2 separate regions of the Homo sapiens genome follow, and region 2 is linked to region 1. Evidence: chromatin loops called from intact Hi-C (ENCODE). Cell type or tissue: A673. All regions are shown on one strand. Each heading gives the region's core, and the rest is flanking DNA. Links, peaks and the distances in the headings are about the cores only. Region 1 overlaps COL3A1 (collagen type III alpha 1 chain). Region 2 has its middle 15 kb from the start of WDR75.

What was found. Peaks named below come from ENCODE experiments on the same cell type or tissue, not always from the same donor. Only the 100,000 strongest peaks of a DNase experiment are listed, where the experiment ranks them.
Region 2: it touches region 1 in a loop (3-fold over the local background); 6 of 110 quality-filtered maps call a loop at or near these places.

What each region holds. Positions count from the first base shown.
Region 1 is chr2:188,998,866-189,006,865 of GRCh38, forward strand. COL3A1 (collagen type III alpha 1 chain) reads left to right here. Exons shown (of 51, transcript NM_000090.4): 30 at 420-518; 31 at 605-712; 32 at 977-1,030; 33 at 2,532-2,585; 34 at 2,671-2,724; 35 at 3,433-3,486; 36 at 4,090-4,197; 37 at 4,546-4,599; 38 at 4,869-4,922; 39 at 5,117-5,278; 40 at 5,392-5,499; 41 at 6,485-6,592; 42 at 7,341-7,394; 43 at 7,480-7,587. Among named protein-coding and RNA genes, the nearest start is that of MIR3606, 7.2 kb to the left of the region's middle. RefSeq lists an enhancer at 2,619-3,818. In A673, for the core only: no CTCF peak of the experiment used is centred there; a DNase peak (open chromatin) is centred at 3,366; H3K27ac peaks cover 1,539 bases.
Region 2 is chr2:189,421,551-189,430,717 of GRCh38, forward strand. It overlaps a transcript of COL5A2 not described here. Among named protein-coding and RNA genes, the nearest start is that of WDR75, 15 kb to the right of the region's middle. RefSeq lists an enhancer at 5,146-5,748. In A673, for the core only: no CTCF peak of the experiment used is centred there; DNase peaks (open chromatin) are centred at 4,321, 4,761 and 4,881; H3K27ac peaks cover 2,745 bases.

The sequences.
Region 1 (8,000 bases), core at 1-8,000:
ACACTTTCAATACATTAAATTTGCTTTAATCTGGAAGGTCCAATTCTCTGACATTCATAATCACTACAGAATCAAATACGGGCTTAAAATTTCAAACGGAAAAATATTGCCAATATGTTGATTCTATGTAGGAAAACTGTTTTGGTAAAAAGAACTTTAAAATGTTGCTCTTGTGAATAAAATAATAAGTATTTCAATGACAGCTCACACTTAACCAGACTAAGTATCCAAGTTTTATTTTAGACACTCTTTTAAGCTTCTAGTTCCCACCCAGCTGTTCAACTATTTTTAAGTATACAAATTTCTAGATTGTTCACAATATAATAACCTAGTGGCCTGATTCAAAATGATGCAAGTTAAGGTGCTTTGTTTTTAGCTTTGGGTTGTCTAATATGGTTATTTACATATTTTTGTCACAGGGTGATGCTGGTGCCCCTGGTGAACGTGGACCTCCTGGATTGGCAGGGGCCCCAGGACTTAGAGGTGGAGCTGGTCCCCCTGGTCCCGAAGGAGGAAAGGTAACTCCACAGCATTCCATTCACCTAGGTTTAAAAAATGCATTTGATTTCCTTCTGATCATTTATTATTTCTCACTTATTTTCAGGGTGCTGCTGGTCCTCCTGGGCCACCTGGTGCTGCTGGTACTCCTGGTCTGCAAGGAATGCCTGGAGAAAGAGGAGGTCTTGGAAGTCCTGGTCCAAAGGGTGACAAGGTGTTGACTTGTTTTCTCTTAATTGTTCAATAAATCAGTCATTGTAGGTTTTAAAAAAAGCAACACTCCTGGAAAGTAATCGACTGTATTTTCAAAATTAATGTTATCATTTTATAGTAAGTGAAATTTAAGATGGATTCCTAAAGCAACAATGAATTAGAACACCCAATATATATCCCTACAAATCCTGAGAGTTACTCCTCTTCTTGGCTGATTTTCACTGAAGATACTTTGAATCTGATGACATTGGCTTTTATTTGACAGGGTGAACCAGGCGGTCCAGGTGCTGATGGTGTCCCAGGGAAAGATGGCCCAAGGGTGAGTATTCCCAGTGAGGAGAAGCAGGCCTTATCTATATGTCATATGGGACAGTCCTGCACTTCAACTTTAATTTTTTCCAAAAACTACTCAAGAGAAATTAGATATTTTACCACCTAAAGACCCGAATGACTTGATTTATAATGAAATTTGTGGTCTATATCTATGGCTACTTGATAGATCTACAGTGACTAAAGAATGAAAAAGCCTCAAGAGTACGATAAAGGTCACAAACTAGCATTTGTGAGTCACTAAAATCTGAGATAATCACTGAAATTTAGGATAATCAATGCTGCTCATTAAGAAACTAAAAGTCATCAAAATTCAATATAGTAAGTACTCCTCATTAATAGACTTAATATTTAAAAATTGTATAGTATTTAGCAACAAAAAGGAATGAACAATTGATGCTGTACACACAGCAAATTATACAAACCTCAAGGACAACATACTCAGTGAAGAAAATTCAGTCACCAAGGGATACATACTGCATGATTCCATTCCTACAATATTTGCAAAATAACTTCCTTGTAGAGATGTAGAACAGATTAGTGGTTGCTAGCAGTTAAGAATGAGAAAGAGAGAGATGGATGTGGCTATGGAGACATGACACAAGGGAGTCTTATGGTGATTGCACATTTGAGTATCTTGATTGAGGTGGTAGTCAGGCACATCTACACATGGGATAAAATTCTATAGAGCTACATATACACACACATAAATGAGTGTGTGTATCACTGGTGAAATCTGAACATGCTCTATGGATGGTATCAATGTCAATTTCCTAGTTTTGATATTATATTATAGTTGTGTAAGATGTTAACATTAGGGGACGCTGGGAGAAAAGTGCACAGAATTTCCCTGTATATTCCTTTGCAGCATCCTATGAATCTATAATTCAAACTAAAAGTCAAAAACAAAACAAAAAACATCTCCTAAATATGATTATAATTAAGTCTTTTAATAAATTTATATAATAGTTGCCTTAAAGAAATTCATAAATGCTTCGCTTTTGACAGACTAAGTAGATAAGCCGTCATTCAGGTAAAAAGAGTGCTCAATACTTCAGTTTTGTAATATAAGTAAAACTACTATTTGAAAATTTCAAGTTGAAAAATTTAATATGTACAATGAGACTTTGAGAAAACATTTAAATTATCAAGCAATTGAATAAAGAAATGTACTTTAATTTAAAAAGACATTACTGTAAGATCTTACATGACATCCTATTTATCTTCTACAATGGAGATAAAGATAAATGAATCAATAAACTATTGCTGAATCCTATTTTCTCCCAGAGTTATCCCCAAAGAGGCTTGTGTTTACTGAGCTCTGCAGTATTTACACATTGAGAGAAAAGCATAGCATTCAAGCCATAAAAATTTTTAAAAAGTATGTTATCTAGTTTATTAGGTATCTATGTCTATATACTTTCTGTTTGATTAATGCAAAAAACGATATTTGTATCTTCAAAATTAAAAAATATTTTTATTTCCTCTAGGGTCCTACTGGTCCTATTGGTCCTCCTGGCCCAGCTGGCCAGCCTGGAGATAAGGTAACCCTTAATACTACCTGGATATAAAAAGAAAATGTCTCTCTCTTTTGGATGCAAGACAGTGACATGGCTTCTCTTTTTCCAGGGTGAAGGTGGTGCCCCCGGACTTCCAGGTATAGCTGGACCTCGTGGTAGCCCTGTAAGTGTTAAAGACATTCTCAACATACTTTTTAACCCCATACAGACAGTAGCTACTTATGCTTCCCTTTTTGGCAGTTTTGCCCTCAGTTCCCTGAGCCTCAATTTGGAGATATTATCTTCAAAAACCATATAAGGAACCATATAGCATGCAAGGGAATGTTAAATTTCTTAAATCTAACATTCACAGGAGACCATTTTAAATCAGGATTTCTTTCCTAAATAACTTTGGAAAAAATACATGAATTGCACAAGTAGTACATGTTTGTAATTAGGTATTTCTTAAGCCTATAGAATCTTTGCCTGAGACTCCTTCTAGATTTAAAAGTCTTGACCTTCAGGATTTAAGACTCTGGAAAGATATTTAGTAAATGGTTTTTAAAAATAAATCAGTTAATTTTTCAGTTAAGCTTCTACCATATATTGAAATACATAAATATCTATATATATAAATGTGTTAAATACTTTAAAATTCTCAAACTATTTTTCTTGCAAATAATATCACAGTAGGAGGCAGAAGGAATCAATGGTTCTGGTATTTTCCACTCCTAATTTTATTGAGAAGTGGCAAAGTCTTCAGAAGTTTATTGGCTACTCTGCACATTTCCTGCTTAAAGGAAAGAAAAGATAAGATGATAAGATGACATTTCCTGCCTAAAGGAGATGACGCACACTTCACTGTGACTAAGGAGGATATTTTTCTCTTCAGGGTGAGAGAGGTGAAACTGGCCCTCCAGGACCTGCTGGTTTCCCTGGTGCTCCTGTAAGTGTGAATATTTATACATACATGTCCCATAGCCCAGGATCTCTATCTTGCTGAAAAATTACAAAAGTATAGTCAAGTTTGGTTTCTAGTCTCATTTTAGCTGCTCATTCCCTATAGGATTATTGTACCCCTATTTTGTTTTACTTTACCCCTATTGTCGCTCTTTGAAAGATGGAAATAAAAACACCTGTCCTGCTTTTATGACTGGGTAATGAACTAAAGCAGTATCATGGATTTAAAAGCACTCTGAATTTTTGTAAATTCTTCCATTATAAGATGGTACTAATTAAAATTTTCTCTTAAATCCGGTCTTTCTCAAAAAAATTTACTGGTGCTGATTTTCAAATGTTTAATCCTTAGAGACACTTCCTCCCTCCCTAATGGCAAATAATGCACAGTTTATGCTTTCTTGGTCATGTTCTTTGATCATGAAAATATTTTGATTGGCTTCATTTTGTCATGTCTTCAGAAAGCCTTGTTTTTAAATTTTATTTCAACTCCTTCCATCTGAAGAATTCTATATTCTGAAGAGAAATAATAATAAGCCAATTGTATCATAAAGAGTGTCAGCTGAGAGATTGCTGTTGTTGTTGCATGTAGGGACAGAATGGTGAACCTGGTGGTAAAGGAGAAAGAGGGGCTCCGGGTGAGAAAGGTGAAGGAGGCCCTCCTGGAGTTGCAGGACCCCCTGGAGGTTCTGGACCTGCTGTAAGTTCCTTCCTCTTTCTCTGTCTATCTATCTATCATCTATCTATCTATTGATTATCTGTCTATCTCTCCCTCTCTCTCTCCCTCTCCCCCCTCTGTAAGTCCTAAGTGTTCTAATGGAAAAACATGGAGGTTTATCAGTAATTTAATATTTTATACTGAGATAGCATGTCATAGTGTCAAGAATATAATCTTTATATGAATATAGTCCAAGTATGAATCTCAGCACCAGCAATCTAAAAGTTATTTTAACCTCTTCATAGAGTTCCTGGTTTTCAAAGGCTTAATGCTTTTCCCAAATTTTGATTTTGGTGCTATTCTTACATAATTTCCTTCCATTTCATATAGGGTCCTCCTGGTCCCCAAGGTGTCAAAGGTGAACGTGGCAGTCCTGGTGGACCTGTAAGTATTGATCCTCTTAACTATTATTGAAAAGCATTAATTGATATCAACCTGTATAAAAGCTGCATTTGAGACACTAGTTCCATAAAGAGAATGTAAAAATTGTAATCGCTCATTCATACATGAGTTATATGTAAATTCCAAGGGGAAACACAAACCATAAATGACTTTCAGGTACAATGCAGATCATGCCACACATTATACTTTTTGTTTGTTGTACAGTTATTTGTTCTACTTTTGAAATTCAAAAATATATTACCATTTCACAGGGTGCTGCTGGCTTCCCTGGTGCTCGTGGTCTTCCTGGTCCTCCTGGTAGTAATGTAAGTAATTGTTAAAGTCTTTTCTCATCATACACTTCAGAAAGAGCATTCATGTATGTATAGGATGAGAAACTTACACATTGCTACTTATTTCTCTAGTAAGTCTCAAATAAAATTATTTGAAGTAAGTAAAAAAAGAAAGAAAAAATGCACTTTTTATTATAAATATTCAAATTTCAAACAATTATTTGTAGGGTAACCCAGGACCCCCAGGTCCCAGCGGTTCTCCAGGCAAGGATGGGCCCCCAGGTCCTGCGGGTAACACTGGTGCTCCTGGCAGCCCTGGAGTGTCTGGACCAAAAGGTGATGCTGGCCAACCAGGAGAGAAGGGATCGCCTGGTGCCCAGGGCCCACCAGTAAGTAACTTCATTTTTTTAAATTGATTCTACTATTTTGATTTTTATCACAAATCGATTAGAGAAAAACACTGTCACATAAAGATGAGCTAAGTCTTCATTATCTGTATTAGGGAGCTCCAGGCCCACTTGGGATTGCTGGGATCACTGGAGCACGGGGTCTTGCAGGACCACCAGGCATGCCAGGTCCTAGGGGAAGCCCTGGCCCTCAGGGTGTCAAGGTGAGTATAGTCATTTTCCACTACACTCTTCCTTCCTTTGGTAGCCTTCAGAGATCACTTAACCATATCAAGGATGAAAAGTTTTTCTGTCACTGGAGTAAATTAGCCAGGAGATAATTTTTTTTTATTTTTAGATTTTTAAAAGCATAAATTTTAATAAATGGCTCCAGAACACAAAACAGGGCATATCATAGACAAACCTTGAATATAAACACAAATAAATTAATATGATGAAAACAATATTGCCATCTCAAACACCTCTTTTAGGAAACTTGTGAATATTCTTCAATTTGTTGACTGTCAGTTTTGAAGGGGGAAATAGTGTTAGCTTATAGATCTTGGAAAGTCTTTCATTAATGCTAGTTATCCATCCATTCAAGTCATCTTGCACTCCTGACTCTCTTTCACTAGTATTATATTCCTATAACATTCTAGTGCTTAGCATCTAAAACATTCGTTTGGTAAACAGGATAATAAAATTGCATTTTTATTAGGGCTCGTATTATGGCACTTTAAGTACTTCTTTCAACAAAATGTTATGTAATATTGTCATAAAATTAATATTTCATATTTAAGTGTGTTCAATTGATATGATATTTCTGGTAAGTGTATATTCTTCAGATAGAGACAAATAACCTAATTTTAAGGATCACCATACACCTCTAGTTTCATGATGGCTCATTATTGTTTTTCCCTATACTAATCATGTTTATGTATTCATCTCAGATTACAATGTACAGTATTCTGAATTAGATAATCAATGTAACTATTCAGCCCTTTGCCATCCAGAGTCACTGAGCAAGTTAGAAAATGCAAGAAGCTTGCTCCCCCATATTTTTTCCCATAGCAGGCATAGTTTTAATTTTAAAATTCAATGAAGATTAAATAAAATAAGTTTTTTACCTGAAAATAAAGATATCTGATAACACCATTTTAATTGATTTCTTAAGTTGAAACAAAATGTTTTTCATTCCTTTGTATACAGGGTGAAAGTGGGAAACCAGGAGCTAACGGTCTCAGTGGAGAACGTGGTCCCCCTGGACCCCAGGGTCTTCCTGGTCTGGCTGGTACAGCTGGTGAACCTGGAAGAGATGTGAGTAGCAGTTTTTATTCAACCAGCCAGGTAGAATTTGATAATTTATTTCAGCAAAGGTGAAATTGAGCTTTAATGTCTAAGAGTGTAAATATGGCCACATAGCAAAGTTCTTCTATCTCTAATAACAGAAATTCTTTCATTACAATTTAGGATAGACTTAAAAGCTCTTGTTCATTAGTATTTACCCAATGAATAATCATTTGTGGAGAAAATATTATCTCTAACTAAATTAGGAAAAAAGTTAGTGGGGAGAACCACAATTGACATGTTTTCTGAGTGAAAATATTCTACGGTTATCTATGGTTAGTCTTTTATTATTTTTAAAGAATTTAAAATTAATATTATTTATAATTAACAAATCATAATTGTATACATTTATAAGGTACAATGTGATGTTTTAATATATGTATACAATGTGGAATGATTAAAGCAAACTAATTAAACTGTAGATTTCCACTAACAGTTTAGATCACTATTTCTTAAACTTTTATTTATTAGAGGTCTGTAAAGACTCTTTTTGGATATCATTTTTCTAATCACCTCTCCTCCATGAATACACTAACTATCTGTCTGGACATTGTGACCCTTTGAAGGGCCACACTGCTTTGTAATATCTAAGATTTCTTACCCCCAAGAACCAATTTTAACCCCCTTGAGAATTATATTGCCCTGCTGAGAATGCATGGATGAAATGGCATTTGGAAGGTTTCAAGAAATTTTATTTCCTTTCTCATTTTTTAATCAGGGAAACCCTGGATCAGATGGTCTTCCAGGCCGAGATGGATCTCCTGGTGGCAAGGTATAATAAACACATGTGCAATTGATTTGTGTTATCAAAATAAGTGATCATCATGTTTATTTTGTACCTATGAATTTGTTCACAGGGTGATCGTGGTGAAAATGGCTCTCCTGGTGCCCCTGGCGCTCCTGGTCATCCAGGCCCACCTGGTCCTGTCGGTCCAGCTGGAAAGAGTGGTGACAGAGGAGAAAGTGTGAGTTCCCAAAAGCAGCATCTGTCTTGTTTGTCTATTTCCTTCAATAAAGACATTTGTAGGTAGAAGGTAGAATGTCAGATCTGCCAACCAAAATATCCACTGTCATTTGTTTTACAGTTTTAATGCTAGTTGTTCCTTAGACAAATGTGTGAATAAGTCAATACCAGAAGTACTTGGCAGTAGTCAATAAAGAATTCATTACTGAAACCCGAAATCATATTAATCAGACCAACTATCTATATGCTGGGTAAATGCAAGGCCAAGTTAACAGGGCTCTTGCCCAACTTTTCTGTCTAGATCCCCTGAGAAAGCTATAAACAGGGCTTTAGCACTTTGAAGGCAAAAACAATATTAACTTCCAATAATTGCATGCATACTATAATTCTATTATAATGAAATTATTTACTTTT
Region 2 (9,167 bases), core at 586-8,585, 420 kb after region 1:
TAAGCAAAGGAATTTGCCATGGACACTAACACAGGGACCACCACAGTAAAAATCACTACCACACAGACCCCCACAGCCCCTGACTCCAGGCCAGTGCCCACAGACCTAGCCTCAATGACTGCCCAGGGACCAAGTGGGAACCACAGCTCCTGCAAGACAGACTCAATCTGCAGTCTGCATCACCACTGACCATCTACAGTGGCCTTGGGCCTTGGACAAATCTCAGTGGCAGACAGGAGGCAGACCTCAGCAGCTGTGGGCTTCACAGTCTTAGCAATGTACCAGCCTCTATGACTAAGGATTTCTAGCACATCCCAGCTCCACACCAGCTTCAGTAACCACAAGATTCCAGCCTGGCATTGTGCCAGCCATAGCAGTCCAAGCTTATGATGCTCCCTAGGACTGCAATGGCCACGGTGGTCCCAAGAATAGCAGCCATACCAGATGATCTGCCCAGAATCTCTGGACAGGCTTACTATTGGAAGGCATTCTTAGACAAATTCAGTCTATGAAGACTGGAATAAGTACCTACTTCTTCACATGTGCAGGCATTATCACATAGCCACAATGACCAAGAACATTTAGGAAAACATGACAACACCAGAGAGAAAAAATAAAGTGCCAGTGACTGGCCCTAAAGAGCTGGAGACATATGAACTGCCCGACAAAACATTTATAATAACTGTTTTCAGGAAACTTGGCAAACTTTAGGAAAATAGAGAGAGATAATTCAAAGAAATTAACAAAACAATAAGTGACCAGAATGAAAAATTTAACAGAGATTGAAATAATATTTTAAGAAACAGAAATTTTGGAACTAAAAAAATGCAATGAACAAAATGTAAAATATAATAAAGAGCTCAAACAGCAGAATTGATCAAGCAGAAGAAAGAATTTGTAAACTCAAAGACTTCAATACCCTGCTTTTAGCAATGAACAGATAATCCAGAAAGGAAATCAGTCAGAAAGCATAGTATTTAAACTACTATTTAGGTCAACTGAACCTAATGGACATATGCAGAACACACATTCTCTCAATGGCACATGGAGCACTCTCCAGTATAAATCATGTGTTAGGCTACAAAACAAGTTTTAAATTCAGTAAGATTGAAATCACATTAAGCATTTTTTCTGACCACCTGGTATAAAATTAGAAGTCAATAACAGGAGGAACTTCAGAAAATTCACCCAAGGCCAGGCGTGGTGGCTCACACCTGTAATTCCAGCATTTTGGTAGGCCAAGGCGAGCAAATCACGAGGTCAGGAGTTCGAGACCAGCTTGACCAACATGGTGAAACCCCGTCTCTACTAAAAATACAAAAATTAGCCAGGCATGATGGCACACGCCTATAATCCCAGCTACTCAGGAGGCTGAGGCAGGAGAATTGCTTGAACCTGGGAGGCGGAGGTTGTGGTGAGCCGAGATTGTGCCGTTGCACTCCAGCCTGGGCAACAAGAGCGAAACTCTGTCTCAAAAAAAAAAAAAAAAAGAAAGAAAAGAAAATTCACCCCAAAAAATGGATATTTAAAAACATACTGCTAAACAACAAATGGGTCAATGACAAAATTAAAAGGAACTTTAAAACATATCTTGAGACAAATGGAAATGAAAACACAATATCAAAAGCCATGGAGATGAAAGAAATCTACACTGAAAATCATATCAAAAGCTATGGGATATAACAAAAGCAGTTTTAAGAGGGAAGTTTTCAGCACTAAGTGCCTACATCAAAAAATAAAAATTTCAAATAAACAACCTAACATTGCACCTTAAGGAACTAAAAAAATAGGAAAAAATTAAGCCCAAATTTAGTAGAAAGAAGGAAATAATAAAGATCAGAAAAGAAATAAATGAAATAGAAACTAGGAAAATAATAGGAAATTTTTTTAATGAAGAGTTAGTATTTTGAAAAGATTAGAAAAAACATTTAGCTAGACTAAGGAAAAAAGAGAAGAAAACAAAAATAAAATTAGAAATGAAACAAAAAATATCACAGTGGATAACACATAAATACAAAGGATAATAAGAGACTATTATGAACAATTATATGCCAACAAATTGTGTAACACAGAGGAAATGGATAAATTCCTTGACACATACAAGATTGAACTATAAAGAAAAGGAAATTCTGAACAGATCAATAACAAGAAAAGTGATTGAATTTGTAATAAAATGTCACCTATCAAAGAAAAACCCAGGACCTGGTGGCTTCATTGCTGAATTCTACCAAACCTTTAAAGGATAATTAATACCAATCCTTCTCAAACTCTTCCAAAAAATTGGAGAGGAGGGAATACTAATAAATGTATTTTATGAGACTAGCATACCAAATCAGACGAGGGGGAAAAAAAAAAGCTACAGGCCAACATCCCTGAGGAACAAAGATGCAAAAATGCTCAACAAATTACCAGTAAAACAAATTAAATAGTATCTTAAAAAGATCCTTCACCATGATCAAGTGGGATTCATCCCAGAAATGCAAGGATGATTCAACATATGCAAATCAATAAATGTAATACACCACATTAACAGAATGAAAGACACAATTATATCATTTCAATATATTCAGAAAAAGCACTTGACAAAATTTAACATATTTTAATGATTAAAAAACTGTGAATAAATTAGGTACAAAAGAAATGTACCTTAACACAATAAAGGCCATAGCTAACAGAATATTCAATGGGGAAAAATTAAACCTTTTCTTTTAATACCTGGAACAAGACAAACATGCTTATTTTCACCACTTTTATTCAACATAGTACTGGAAGTTCTAATGAGCCGTTAGGCAAAGGAAAGAAATAAAAGCCATCCAAATTAGTAAGGAAGAAGTTGTCTCTATTTGCAGATGACATGACTTTATGTACTTTTTTTAAAAACTAAAAAATCTTCCAAATAATTGTTATAACTAATAAACAAATTCAGTAAAGATGCAGGATACAAAATCAACATACAAAAGTCAGTGGTACTTCAGCAATCTACTTGAAAGGGAAATCAAGAAAACAATTCCACTTATAGTAGCTACAAAAGAAATAAAATACTTAGAAATAAATTTAACCATGGAGATGAAAGAAATCTACACTGAAAATCATAAAACATTTATGAGATAAATTGAAGAAGGCATAAATAAACAGAAAGGTACTTGTATTCATGGACTGAAATAACTAATATTGTTACAATGTCCACACTACCCAAATATATTCAATGCAATCCTTATCAAAATAGCAATGGCATTCTTTACATAAAGAGAAAAAACATTCTAAAATTTGTGTGGAACAAAAAAAGACCTGATTAGCCAAAATCATCTTAAGCAAAAAGACCAAAGCTAGAGGCATCACAGTACCTGACTTCAAGATATATTACAAAGCTCTAGTAACCCAACAGCCGTGGTACTAACATAAAAACAGATATATATGCCAATGGAACAAAATAGCCCAGAAATAAATCTGCTCATTTGCAGCCAACTTATTTTTGACAAACTACACACAGTGGGGAAAGGACAGTCTCTTCAATAAATTGTATTGGGAAAAATGGACATCCTCATGCAAAGAAGGAAATTAGACTCTTATCTCACAGCACATGCAAAACCACAAGGAGGTATCATCTCACTTCTGTTAGAATGACTATTATCGAAAAGACAAAAGATAACAAAAGTTGGCAAAGATGTGAAGAAAAGGAAATTCTTGCACACTGTTGGTGGGAATGCAAATTAATACAACCATTATAGGAAACAATATGGAGTTTCCTCAAAAAATAAAAAAATGAAACTATTATATGATCGAGCAATCCCACTACTGGGTATATAGCCAAAGAAAATGAAATCAGTATGTCAAAGAGCTATCTGCACTCTCGTGTTTACTGCAAGCAACATAGCTGAGATATGGAATCAATTTAAGTATCCATAAACAGATGAATAGAATTTTTTAAAGTGGTATATATACACAATGAAATACTATGCAGCCATAAAATAAGAATAAAATTCTGTCATTTAATACAACACGGATAAACCTAGAGGACATTATGCAAAGTGAAATAAAACAGGTGCAGAAAGACAAATACCACATGATACAATTTGAATTTCTGTCCCCACCCCAATCTTATGTTGAAATGTAATCCCCAGTGCTGATTGTGGGGCCTTGTGGAAGGTGCTTGAATCATGGGGGCAGTTTCTCATGAATGGTTTACATCATCCCCCTGATGCTGTTCTCGTAACAGAGTTCTCATGAGATCCAGTTGTTTAAAAGTGTGTAGCACCTCCCTCCCATTCTTGGTCCTGCTCCTGCCATGTAAGATGCCTCACTCCCCCTTTGCCTTCTGCTATAATTGCACATTTCCTGAGGCCTCCCCAGAATCTGAGCAGATGCCAGAATTATGCTTCCTGTATAGCCTGTGGAATCCTGAGCCAATTAAACTTCTTTTCTTTATAAATCACCCAGTCTCAGATATTTCCTTATAGCAGTAAATACAGAAAATTGGTATTCAAGAGTGAGGCATTGCTATAAAGATACCTGATAATGTGGAAATGACTTTGAAACTGGGTAATGGGCAGGTTGGAAGAGTTTGGAGAGCTCAGAAGAAGACAGGAAGACAAGGGAAAGTTTGGAACTTCCTAGAGACTTGATAAGTTGTTATGACCCAAATGCTGATAGTGATATGGACAAGGAATTCCAGACTGAGGAGGTCTCAGATAGAAATTAGGACCTTACTAAGCTAAAGGGAAAAGTCAAGCTGGGAACTGCTTAGGACTGCCTCCCATTCTATTCAAAGTCACCCCTCTGCTCACTGAGATAAATACATTTCTAATTGCATCCTTTGGGGAGGCTAATCAGAAACTCAAAAGAATGCAACCACTTGTCTCTTATCTGCCTATGACCTGGAAGCCCCCTCCCTGCTTAAAGTCTTACCATCTTTGCTTCGAGTTTTCCCATCTTTTCAGACGGAACCACTGTTCATCTTACATATGTTGATTGATGTCTCATGTCTCCATAAATGTAAAGCCAAACTGTGCTCTAACCACCTTGGGCACATGTCATCAGGACCTCCTGAGGCTGCGTCATGAGCATGTGTCCTCAACCTTGGCAAAATCAACTTTCTAAATTAACTGTCTCAGATTTTCAGGGTTCACAAACTTCAGTAAAGGTCACTTCCGCTATGCTTTAGCAAAGAATCTGGCTGTATTGTGCCCTGCTCTAGCGATGTGTGGAACTTAGAACTTAAAAGGGATGATTTAGTGTATCTGGCAGAAGAAATTTCTAAGCAGCAAAACATTCAAGATGTGACCTGGCTACCTCTAACAACCTATGCTTCTATGCATGAGCAAAGAAATGACCTAAAACTGAAACTTATATCTAAAAGGGAAGCAAAGTGTAAAAGTTTGGAAAATTTGCAGCTTTGCCATGTAGTACAAAAGAAAAGCCCATTTTCAGGGGAGGAATTGAAGCAGCCTGCAGAAATTTGCATAACTAAAAGGAAGGCAAGTGCTGATAGCCAAGACAATGGGAGAAAGACCTCAAAGGCATTTCAGAGACCCTCATGACAGCCCCTCCCATCACAGGCCCAGATGTCTAGGAGGGAAGAATGGTTTATTGGGCCAGGCCCAGGGCCCCTCTGCCCCATGCAGCCTCAGGAAACTGTTCCCTACATCGTAGCCACTCCAGCTCCAGCTGTAGCTCAAAGGGGCTCAGGTACACCTCAGGCTATTGCTTCAGAGAGCGCAAGCTGTAAACCTTGGTAGCTTCCACATGGTGTTAAACCTGTAGGTGCACAGAGTCCAAGAGTTGAGGCTTGGGAGCCTCTGCCTAGATTTTAGAAAACGTATGGAATAGCCTGAATGTCCAGGCAGAAGCCAGCTGCAGGGGCAGAGCCCTCACGGAGACCCTTTACTAGGACAATGCAGAAGGAAAATGTGGGGTTGGAGCCCCCACACAGAATCCCCAATGGGGCACTGCCTAGTGGAGCTATGAGAAGAGGACCACCATCCTTCAGACCCCAGAATTGTAGCTCCACCAACAGCTTGGATCATGCATCTGGAAAAGCCACAGACATTCAATGCCAGCCCATGAGAGCAGCCAGAGTGGGTGAACCCTGCAAAGCCACAGGGACAGAGCTTCCCAAGGCTTCGGGAGCCCACCTTTTGTACCAGCATGCCCTGAATATGGGACAAGGAGTCGAAATACATTATTTTGGAGCTTTAAGATTTAATTACTTTAAGCTCTCAACCCCCTGCTGACTTTCAGACTTGCACAGGCCTATAGACTCTTTCTTTGGCTGATTTCTCCCTCGGAATAGAAGTAATTACCCAATACCTGCCCTGCTGAGTTTCAGACTTGCATGGGGCCTGTAGCCCCTTGGTTTTGGCCAATTTCTTACATTTGGAATGAAAGCATTTACCCAATGCCTTTACCCCCATTGTATCTTGAAAGAAACTAGCTTGTTTTTTATTCTACAGGCTCATAGGCAGAAGGGACTAGTCTTGCCTCAAAGGAGACTTTGGACTGTGGACTTTCGAGTTAATGCTAGACTGAGTTAAGACTTTGGGCCATTGTTGGGAAGGCATGATTGTATTTTGAAATGTGAGAGGGGCATGAGATTTGGGAAGCGGCAGGGTGAAATGATATGGTTTGGTGTGTGTACCTGCCCAGATCTCATGTTAAAATATAATCCCCAATGCTGGAGGTAGAAGGTGACTGAATCATGGGGGTGGTTTCTCATGAATTATTTAGCCCTATACCCCTAGTGCTATTCACATGATAGAGTTCTCATGATATCTGGTTGTTTAAAACTGTGAGCCAGGCATGGTGGCTCACACCTGTAATCCCAGCACTTTGGGTGACCAAGGCAGGTGGATCATGAGGTCAGGAGTTTGAGACTAGCCTGGCTAACATAGTGAAATCCCATCTCTACTAAAAATACAAAAATTAGCTGGGTGTGGTGGCACGCACCTGTAGTCCCAGCTATTTGGAAGGCTGAGGCAGGAGAATTGCTTGAACCCAGGAGGCGGAGGTTGCAGTGAGCCAAGACTGTGCCACTGCACTCCAGCCTCAGTGACAGAGTGAGACTCCGTCTGAAAAAAAAAATAAAAAAGTATGAAGCACTTCCCCATCTCTCAGTCCTGCTTTTGCCATGTAAGATGTCTCACTCTCCCTTTGCCTTCTGCCATGATTGCAAGTTTCTGAGGCCTCCCAGAAGCTGAGCATATGCCAGAATTATGCTTCCTGTACAGCCTGCAGAACCATGAGCCAATTAAACCTATTTTCTTTATAAATTATCCAGTACCAGCTATTTCTTTATAGCAGCACAAGAATGGCCTAATACACCACATGATCTCACTCATAATGAGGCAACTTAAAAAGTCAATGTCAAAAAATAGAAAGTAGAATGGTGGTTACCAGAGGCTGCAGTGATTGTGGGAGTGGTTGTTAGGGAGATTTTGGTCAAAGAACACAAAATTACAATCAGGCCGGAAGAATAAATTCAAGAGGGCTATTGTACAGCATAGGGACCATAATAAATGGCAATATGTTGCACTCTTGAGGAATGCTAAGAGAGTCAATGTTAAGTGTTCTCAACACAAAAATGATAACCATGTGAGTTGATACATATATATTAATTAGGTAGGTTTAACCATTCCACAAGGTATATGTGCTTCAAGTCATCGTGTTGTACATAATAAATACATAGAATTTTATCTGTCAATTTTTAGAAAGTGTTAAATTTAAAAAAAAGAAAGGAATAACTTACAGCATCAGTATCTAAATCCTTGTGGTCCTCAGCTTCATCTTCTGTGTCCCAAATTCTTATGTGGGAGAATTTGATTGGCTCCTTGGTTCACATACCCTCTCTAATTACCTGTGTCTTGGAGGGATTTCTCTGAGACAGTGGTTTCAAAGAAGGTTGACTCTAAGGTGATGCCTGGGGGTATGAGATTTTAAAAGTATAACTTCAGTTTCACCTTCATTGCTTATTTCATTTACTTCTCATCTGGCAGGTTCAGGGGTTGCCCTACTTAAGAGTCTCATGTCCCACAAGACACTATATCTCTTGTAGCAACTCCACAGGCTTCCAGGATTCACATGAGAGACATACCCAATTACAAGAGTTAACACACTCAGGGAAGCCCAAATTATAGCACTCTCATCAGATATTTATGGGACATTTATAATTCCTCCTTGTTTAGTTGCAATTTATCAATCAGGGATAATATTACCATAGGCAATATTGACTGTAACATAGTTGACATTCTATCTTCAGGTATTTATGGGACATTTATAACTCCTTCTTGTTTGGTTGCAATTTATCATTCAGGGATAATATTACTGTAGGCAATACTGACTGTAACATCGTTGACATTCTATCTTCATCTGATTTCCAGTGGAACAGAGAGAAAATTAAGTGAAGGTCACATTCTTATGGTATAAAAGGAAAAGGCTTTATTAATTTTTACTAACTCTCCCCCACAGTTAGTTCTTTAATGTATTTACTGGCATTGACAGATTTGCTTTGAAGTTGCTCTCAAAGAAGTAAAACACGGGCCACAGCATATTAGTGGAGTTAGGCCAACTCCTCTCCCTTGCACTGCACCTACCTCCCAATTCTCCTGCCCAAGAATGTTTAGGGAATATCTTGATTATCCATAAATATCACAACTTGCACAGGACTCTGAAGTCCTACAGAAAGAAAACTATCCCTATTCACAGTTGAGTTGAGATATAGATACTCATCTAATGGAGGGGTTCTAAAGAAGATGTGTGAAACAAAGGAAGCTAAACTAAAAGGAGATACAGCTACATGAGTGAGAGGAAAAGATACCCAGGACTAACAAAGATGTTAGGGCCTGAGGTCACCTCACCCAGGAAACACAAGGGGTTGGGGGATTTCCCTTTGCTAGCCAAGGGAAGCCATGACAGACTGTACCTGGAAAAACAGGACACTCCTGGCCAAATACTGTGCTTTTCCCAAGGTCTTAGCAACTGTCAGACAAGGAGATTCTCTCCTGTGCCTGGCTCCGCAGGACCCACACCCACGGAGCATTGCTCACTGCTAGTGCAGCAGTCTGAGATCAAACTCAGCCTGGCTGGAGGAGGGGCATCCTCCATTGCTGAGGCTTGAGTAGGTAAACAAAGCAGCCAGAAAGCTTGAACTGGGTGGAGGCCCACTGCAGCTCAGC